Regions from separate parts of the Homo sapiens genome. Here region 2 is linked to region 1. A link is a loop called in an ENCODE intact Hi-C map of the cell type or tissue named here. Cell type or tissue: endothelial cell of umbilical vein. All regions are shown on one strand.

Evidence for each region. Hi-C counts contacts between places; a loop is a spot of excess contacts. Peaks named below come from ENCODE experiments on the same cell type or tissue, not always from the same donor. Only the 100,000 strongest peaks of a DNase experiment are listed, where the experiment ranks them.
Region 2: a loop joins it to region 1, with 5 times the contacts of the local background. A loop is called at or near these places in 9 of 110 quality-filtered maps.

Annotation. Positions count from the first base shown.
Region 1 is chr2:100,728,462-100,732,461 of GRCh38, reverse strand. LOC105375310 (a long non-coding RNA gene) reads left to right here. Exons shown (of 3, transcript XR_001739612.2): 1 at 1-1,018. Among named protein-coding and RNA genes, the nearest start is that of LINC01868, 50 kb to the right of the region's middle. RefSeq lists a silencer at 1,821-2,115. In endothelial cell of umbilical vein, a CTCF peak has its summit at 2,002 (motif pointing left); a DNase peak (open chromatin) is centred at 2,001.
Region 2 is chr2:100,877,507-100,881,506 of GRCh38, reverse strand. The region is part of intron 1 of NPAS2 (neuronal PAS domain protein 2); the gene reads right to left. Among named protein-coding and RNA genes, the nearest start is that of NPAS2, 59 kb to the right of the region's middle. In endothelial cell of umbilical vein, no CTCF peak of the experiment used is centred here; DNase peaks (open chromatin) are centred at 646, 2,016 and 3,666; H3K27ac peaks cover 3,669 bases.

The DNA.
Region 1 (4,000 bases):
TGGTTTAAGGGTGAAATCAGTGGTTCCAAACATTGAGCGCACATTAAATCACCTTGGAACATTGCATTGCAAGAATGCCCAGTTTCCATCCCTGAGCTGCACTAATCAGACTTTCTGGGATATGACGGTTTGGGTGATGTCGTTTTCATAGATTTAAAAGTGATTCTGAAGAAAAGCAGGGTTGAGAACTGCTGTTGAGTTCTTGATGTATGGATTGAGAAATTCGTTCTGAATCGAAACACCCTGTCATCCACTAGTTAAGAAAAATTAACTCTGTTTGCTACTGGTCCCCAAATGGGGCCAGTTGGGCTCTTATGGGAGGGCCCAGCAAATCTGAAACCTTGTTAGTGTACTCCAGACTTCTGCCTCATGCCTGTGTCCTTGGAAACCTAGGCTCCTCCTCTTGCCCTGTGATCCCAGGGGTCTGGCAGGTGAAGGTTTCAGCCATGTTTCACAGTGGGACACCTGCCATGGCTCACAAAGTTGTTGACTGTACGAATTCTGTGTAGTGTCCACTCATGTCCTCCCTGCCCACACCAGCCCTGCCCAGCTGTCTACATGAATCCTGGCAGGACTGAGGGAGGCAACTGAATCCAACCATCCTCACACAGGACAAAGCTATTGTTATGACTAACAATAAGTCACTCTCTATCCGTCTTAATTGCATCAGATCTACTGTTATTTAAACATTGCGTTTATAGTCCTTCTCCTCAAGTAGAAAGTAAGATTCATGAGAGCAAAGATCTTTATTGTGTCACTCACTGCTATGTTGCCATTGCCTAGAAAGGTGCCAGGCATATAGTAGACACTTAATTTACACATGATGCATGAATGGATGATGCAATAGCACCCATTTATGGAGTATGTATTATGTGCCAGGCTCTATATCACTTCACATGTATCATCATGTTTAATTCTCACAACAAGCTTAAGAGGGAGGTGCTACTATCTGTTCTCATTTTAGAGAAGCGGAAATTGAAATTCAGACAAGTTTACACACCTGCCCAAGGTTACACAGGTAGGAAGAAGCAAAGCTAGGACTTGAACCCATGACTTTTCAACTGCAAAGACCACGATCCTAACTATTATATTATACTCATTCCTCTTGCTGGGTATGGTGCAGGGACATGTATTTAGCAAGGACTGGCTGCTTGTCTGTCAGCCAGTCACAATCTGGTTGACTCTGGCACTGAGTAGTCATGTTAGTGGCACAATCTCCAGGGAGAGTTATTGCAATCTAAGGGCTGAAAAGGAAATAGATTCCTATACCTTACTCCCCAAATCCAAGGTTCTTCAGGATATCTACTGCAATGCTAGACAAGCTTATTAACTTTTTTTTTTTTTTTTTTTGAGACAGAGTTTCACTCTTGTTGCCCAGGTTGGAGTGCAATGGCGCAATCTCGGCTCACTGCAACCTCCGCCTCCCAGGTTCAAGCGATTCTCCTGTCTCAGCCTTCCAAGTAGCTGGGATTACAGGCATGCACCACCGCGCCTGGCTAATTTTTGTATTTTTAGTAGAGATGGGGTTTCTCCATGTTGGTCTGGCTGGTCTCGAACTCCCAACCTCAGGTGATCCACCCGCCTCGGCCTCCCAAAGTGCTGGGATTACAGGCGTGAGCCACCGTGCCCAGCCAACTTTTTTTTTTTTTCGGAAGTTTACCCTAGCAGCATATTGAAAGGGCCAAGGTGAGATCAAAGTATGTCTCTCTTGGGTAGTGAGACCCTGAATGACTTTTATTTTACCCTTTATATTTTTCTGCAATGCATATGTATATTCATTATAACAAAGATCCCCAAGTGCATTAGCCTACGTGAGTTCAAAGATTATTTTTGCCTCAGGTAAACAGTCCAGGGCAGAAAGGTGAGCTCTGCTTCATAAGGTCATCAAGGTTTCCAACTGGCCCAGCATGTCTGCCTTCAACATGTGGCTGTTCTTTGGGTTAAGGCTCCTGCTCCAGTTGTTCTCAACTTCGTGGTTGAAAGTAGCTCGCCAGCACCACCTCCAGGAGAGGGGCTGGAGGATTAGGAGAATCTCAACAGCTTCATCTTTAAGTAATTACTTATATCCCACTGCCCAAAACCTAGTTACATGGTTACAACTAGCTGCAGGGTTGAGGTTCATGTTTTTGTGTGTATAAATGCCAACACAATTTGTTGAAAACACTATCATTTCTTCATTGAATTTCCTTTGCACATTTGACAAACAAGATTGATTTGTGTCTATTTCTGTACTTTCTATTCTGTTCTGTTGATCTATGTGTCTCTCCCTCTGCCAATACCACACTGTCTTGATTCTTATAAGTCTTAAAATTAGATAGTGGGATTCTTCCAAAGCCAATTTTCTTTTGGCTATGCTAGTTTCATTGCCTTTTATATGAATTTCAAAATCAGCTTGTCAAATATCTGCAAAAAATTCTGCTAGAGTTTTGATTGACATTACATCAAAAGCATAGATTGATTTGGGTAAAATTGTCCTTTTTCTTGTTGAGTCTGCCAATCCATGAACATAGTATGTTTCTCCATATATTGAGGTCTTCTTTGAGTTATTTCATCAGCATTTTAGTGTTTTCAGCACATAGATTCTATGTATGTTTTGTTAAAATTATTTATACGTATCTCTTTTTGGGGGGGAGCTCTTATCATTTTTTGTTTGTTTCTGATTGTTTATTACTATCTTTATAAATATACATGATTTTTTGTATTGACCTTATATTCTAGAATGTGTTTAAACTCAGTATTATGTTTTCCCCAAAAATTTACATATTGAAGCCAGTTAACTGTATTTGGAGATAGGGGTTTTAAGGATGTAATTAAGGTTAAATGAGGTCATAATGGTGGGTCTCCAATCCAATAGGACTAGTGTCCTTATAAGAAGAGGAGAAGATACCAGGAATGCAAGTGTAGAGAAAACATCATGTAAGCAAGAAGGCAGTGATCTGCAAGCAAAGGAGAGAGGACTCACCAGAAATCAACTTGCTAGCACCTTGCTCTTGGACTTCTAGCTTATAGAAGTGTGAGAAAATAAATTTCTTCGGTTTAAGCCCCTCAGTCTGCAGTATTGTGTTATGTAGCGCTAGTGGACTAATACACTCACTGATTCCTTAAAGGAGCTTTTGGTAGACTTCTTGGGTTTTCTATATAGACAATTGTGTAAACTGCAAATAGGGAAAGTTTTATGTCTTCCTTCCAATCTGTATGTATTTTATTTATTTTTCATGCGTTATTGCAGAGTCTAGAAGTTCTAGTGTTATGACGTATACTGTGGTGATAGTGGACATCCTTCCCTGGCTTTGTTCCTGACCTTAGGGGCAAAGTATTCAGTTTTTCCCCATTAAGTATGATATTAGATGCAGGTTTTTGTTGATGCTCTTTATCAGGTTGAAGTGATTCCCTCTATTCCTAACTTGCAGATAATTTTTATCATGAGGTAGTGTTGTAGTTTGTCAAATATTTTTTCTGTGTCAATTTACATTATCATATGATATTTCTCCTTAGCTTATTGACACAGTGGATAACTTTGAATGATTTTTTGAATGATGAAGCAATCTTGCGTAACTAGAATAAATCTTACTTGGTTGTGGTGTATAAGTTCTTTTATATATTGCTGGATTCCATTTGTTAATATTTTGTTGAATATTTTGACATTTAGATTCATGAGAAACAGCCTGGGCAACATGACAAAACCTCATCTCTACCAAAAAGACAAAAATTAGCCAGGGGTGGTGCATGCCTACAGTCCCAGCTACTTGGGAGGCTAAGGTGGGAGGATCACCTGAGCCTGGGAGGTGGAGGCTGCAGTGAGCTGTGATCATGCCACTACATTCCAGGCTGGGTGACAGAGCGAGGCCTTGTCAAATAAATAAATAATAAATAAGTAAATAAATTGATGAGAGATATTAGTTTGTAGATTTAATTTTTATACTGTCTTTGTCTGGTTTTGATATCAGGGTAAAAATGGGCTCATAAAATTAGGCGGGATATATTCCCTCCTCTTTTCTGG
Region 2 (4,000 bases), 150 kb before region 1:
GCCACGTTGGCCAGCCTGGTCTCAAACTCCTGGCCTCAAGTGATCTGCCTGCCTTGGCCTCCCAAAGTGCTGGGAGCACAGGGGTGAGCCCCCATGCCCCGGCCCAGCAGCACTTCTGAAACTCAGATGGGCACACAGGTCCCCTGGGATCTTGCTAAAGTATGGATTCTGACTGGGCGGGGGTGGGGAGGGGAGACGCTGCATTCCCAGCCAGCTTCCAGGTGAGGCGGATGCTGTGGGTACACCACTCACACTGAACAGTGATGATCCTAGGCTCGCAGGCACCACAGTCATTAAAACAGAAATCCCTGTTGGGGCCGAGGTAGGATGGGAGGGACACAAAAGGTCATCTGTTTCCACCTAAAGCTAAGACACCAGGGGCCTTTGTCCGGATGCCCAGTCCACACCTTAGGCCAACAGCGTCAGCATCCCTGGGGTGGGGCCCAAGTGTGGCTTTCTTGTGCCACCAAGTGAATCCCACGTGTCCTCGGGGTGAGAACTGCTGCTCTCGGGGTTGAGTGCAGCACCCGACAGGCACTCTACAGTCCCCTGCACTTGCTGCTTTCTTGGGCGGCCTCTTCAATTTCCTACTAGTTGTATTTATGAGTCAGTTTTTCCTGCTGAGCAAAAATACTGCTCTCCCTCCTCCCTGCTGTGCTCCTGGAGCTTCTACTCATTTCCTCTTGCCATATGTCCAGGGGTCACACAGAATGACAGCCCTCAGATTATTGTTTAAATTGAGGTAAAATTCACATAACATAGAATTAACCATTTAAAAATGTACAATTCAGTGGTGTTCACTGCATTCATAATGTTGTGCAACTACCACCTTTCTCTGGATTCAAAACCTTCTTATTTCCTCAGAGAAACAGCCTGTACCCACTGAGCTATGCTCTCACTCCCACCTCCCCCAATTCCCTGTCTCAAGGGATTTTCTTTTTCTGGATATTCACAGAGAGGGACTATACAACCTTTTGCCATGGCGTCTTTCATTTAGCATAATGCTTTCGAGGTCCCTCCACATTCGGGCATATTTCAGAATTTGCTTCCTCTTTAAGACTGAATAATATTCCTATATATATACATATGGTACCACATTTTCTTCATTCATCCACTGATGGGTGCTTGGGTCGCTTCCATATTTTGGCTATTATGAATAACGCTGCTGTGAACATTGTTCATAAGTTAACATAAGTTTCTGCAGGGACATATGTTTTCATTTCTCTTGGGTATAGACCAAGGAGTGGAACTGCTGGGTCATATGGTAATTCTATGTTTTAACGGTTTGAGGAGCCACCAAACTGTTTTCCACAGCGGCTGCACCAGTTTACATTCCTACCAGCCATGTATGAGTGTTCCAATCTCTCCATATGCTCACCAACACTTGTTATTTTCTATTTCAAAAGAATTCTTTTAAATTAAAGCCATCCGAGGGATGCAGTTGGCCTTCAGATATTGGAGCAGAGTGATCTTGTCCCCCCCAGAGGTCCCCCATTTCAGGCCAAATATCTTCAGTTGCTCCCCACTTCTTGACTGTCAAAGACACCCTGAAATGTGGTTTTCAGAAGTGGGCCCGGTGTCCCTGTGTGGAGGGACCAGCCCTCAGCCGTGCAGGCCACCAGTGGCCAACCCCAGAGCTGACTCTCCTGACCACTGATTCGGAGCCTCTCTCCTTGAGTGGCTGCTAGGACACATCTTGTCCCTTGTTGATGGTTGTTTTTTAACCTAAAAAAGTGAAATCCTTTTGCAAAGAACACAGCACCATATCCAGTGTGAAGCACGATATTAAGAAAGGCCTGGCCACAGTGAGCACTGTCTCTAAAAAGGGAATCAGGAGGTCCTGCCATTTCCCACAACATGGTCGGGCCTGGAGGACATTATGCTAAGCAAAGTAAGTCAGACACAGAAAGAAAAATACTGCATGATCTCACTTACATGCGGAATTAAAAAAACAGAGATAAGAGAAGAAAATAGTGGTTACCAGGGGTTTGGGACGGATGGAAGGAAGGGAGAGAGAAAAGGAGGAAGTAGAGTTCAAAGGATACAAAGTAGCAGGTGAGGGGGGGTCAGCAAGGCTAGAGTAACATGAGGATTGTAGTTAATAACATTGTAGTGCATTAGGAACTGTTGTTAAATAAGTATATTTTTAGCTCCTCTTGTCACACAAAAAAGTAACTGTAACATGATGGATATGTTAACTTGCTTCACTATAGTAACCCGTTTCCTGTCTATACATATCCCGTAATACGTTGTAAACCCTAAATACAATAACATTTATCTTAAAATATAATTATCAATGAAGCAAATGATTCATGTTTAGCAACATGTGCCCTGGAGATCTATTGCACCTTCATGAAAATATTTAGAAGGCTTTTTTTTTTTTTCTTTTTTTTTGAGACAGAGTCTCGCTCTGTCGCCCAGGCTGGAACACAGTGGTGCGATCTCCGCTCACTGCAACCTCCCAGGTTCAAGTGATTCTCCTGCCTCAGCCTACCAAGTAGCTGAGATTACATTGTATGCCACCATGCCTGGCTAATTTTTGTATTTTTAGTAGAGATGGGGGTTTCACCATGTTGGCGAGGCTGGTCTTGAACTCCTGACCTCAAGTGATCCACCCGCCTCAGCCTCCCAAAGTGCTGGGATTACAGGCATGAACCACCGTGCCTGGCCAGAAGGCATTTTCTTTTAAATAATTTACAGTGTCTTTAAAAAAATTAGCGGTGAACGTTTAAAACCCAGGTTATATTATTTGGACTCAGATGAATTTCAAACAAGTAAACATCTCTCCCTTATAGTTGGGTATCAGTGAGAATCTACAAAATCAATGCCACCAAAATTAGAAAACTTTTTTTGAAACAAAACCGCAAAGTTACCTTGATTCTGTTAGCAGATAGCTGAAAGTGTATATTCTTACTGAACTTAATGTACCACACACGGCCATTTCAGTTGACGGTTAAAACCAGGTGTTCCTTTAGAAGAACAAACAAAGTAGCCAAATCTCTCCATGCCTTTTCTTCTTGCTTCAATGTCACAGAGGGAGCTATTCTCCAGCTTGTTGCTGTGGGTCTTTCTCATGTCCTTGTCCAACGCTGGAAAGAGGAACTGCTGGTTTTCCAGGTCCTCAGCTGCTTCCAAAGAAGGACATTCCGTTGTGGGTGACAGTCTCCTCCTGGCCTGCAGAGCCCTTGCTTAGGCAGAAATGTCAGGGAATGCTGCTTGCCTCACTCCTGGCTCCCTCCCGAGCTCCTCGGACAGTCCTCTATATTTTTTTGCCTTCTGCCCAGCTTTCCCTAGCATCTGGAGCCAGGGCCACTGCTCCTTGCACGGCCACACGCACTGACCTGGTCCCTGGAGGCTGTCTTCTGTCACAGGCTGCTTGTCTCAGCTGCTGCCAAACAACCTTCCGTGGACATAGGGGAATGCTGACTCGTCACCACTTTTTGCAATCACGGCAGGTCCACGGGGCCTACAAAGAACAGCACTCTGGTATTAGCTATACCACACGTAACTGATAAATTCTGCAGGCCCCAGACTATAAGTTTCCAGCACTTTTTATGTAGTGTTTCAGCCATGTTTACTGTTTGATAATTTCATTTTACTTGGTCCCTGGTATTGTACAAGAGAAGGTCCTTGGCATTCTTACAAGGCAGTATGTGAAATGAAATAAAAAGGATGCACCGGCTGAAGACACGGCTGCACTTGAGCCAAATGATGGGGTTCCCTAAGAGGGATGCCAAGCCAAGCTGCTTCGGTGATGAGTCACGCCATATTCAATTGACCAATGAAGGTTGGAACAGTAATCACAGGGTGCAAAAACATATCAGAAAATGCACATGGTGCTGTGTAAAATGGGTGCTATGACACTCACAGGATACTCTCAAGTGACAAGGTCCCCCGTGAAAACCCTTGGGGCTGTGAGCCCACCTGAGGGGAGGGGAGGCTGAAGGCTGCTTGGCCAATGCTTGCATGGCTCCAACTGTAAAGAAAAACAATCTTTAGA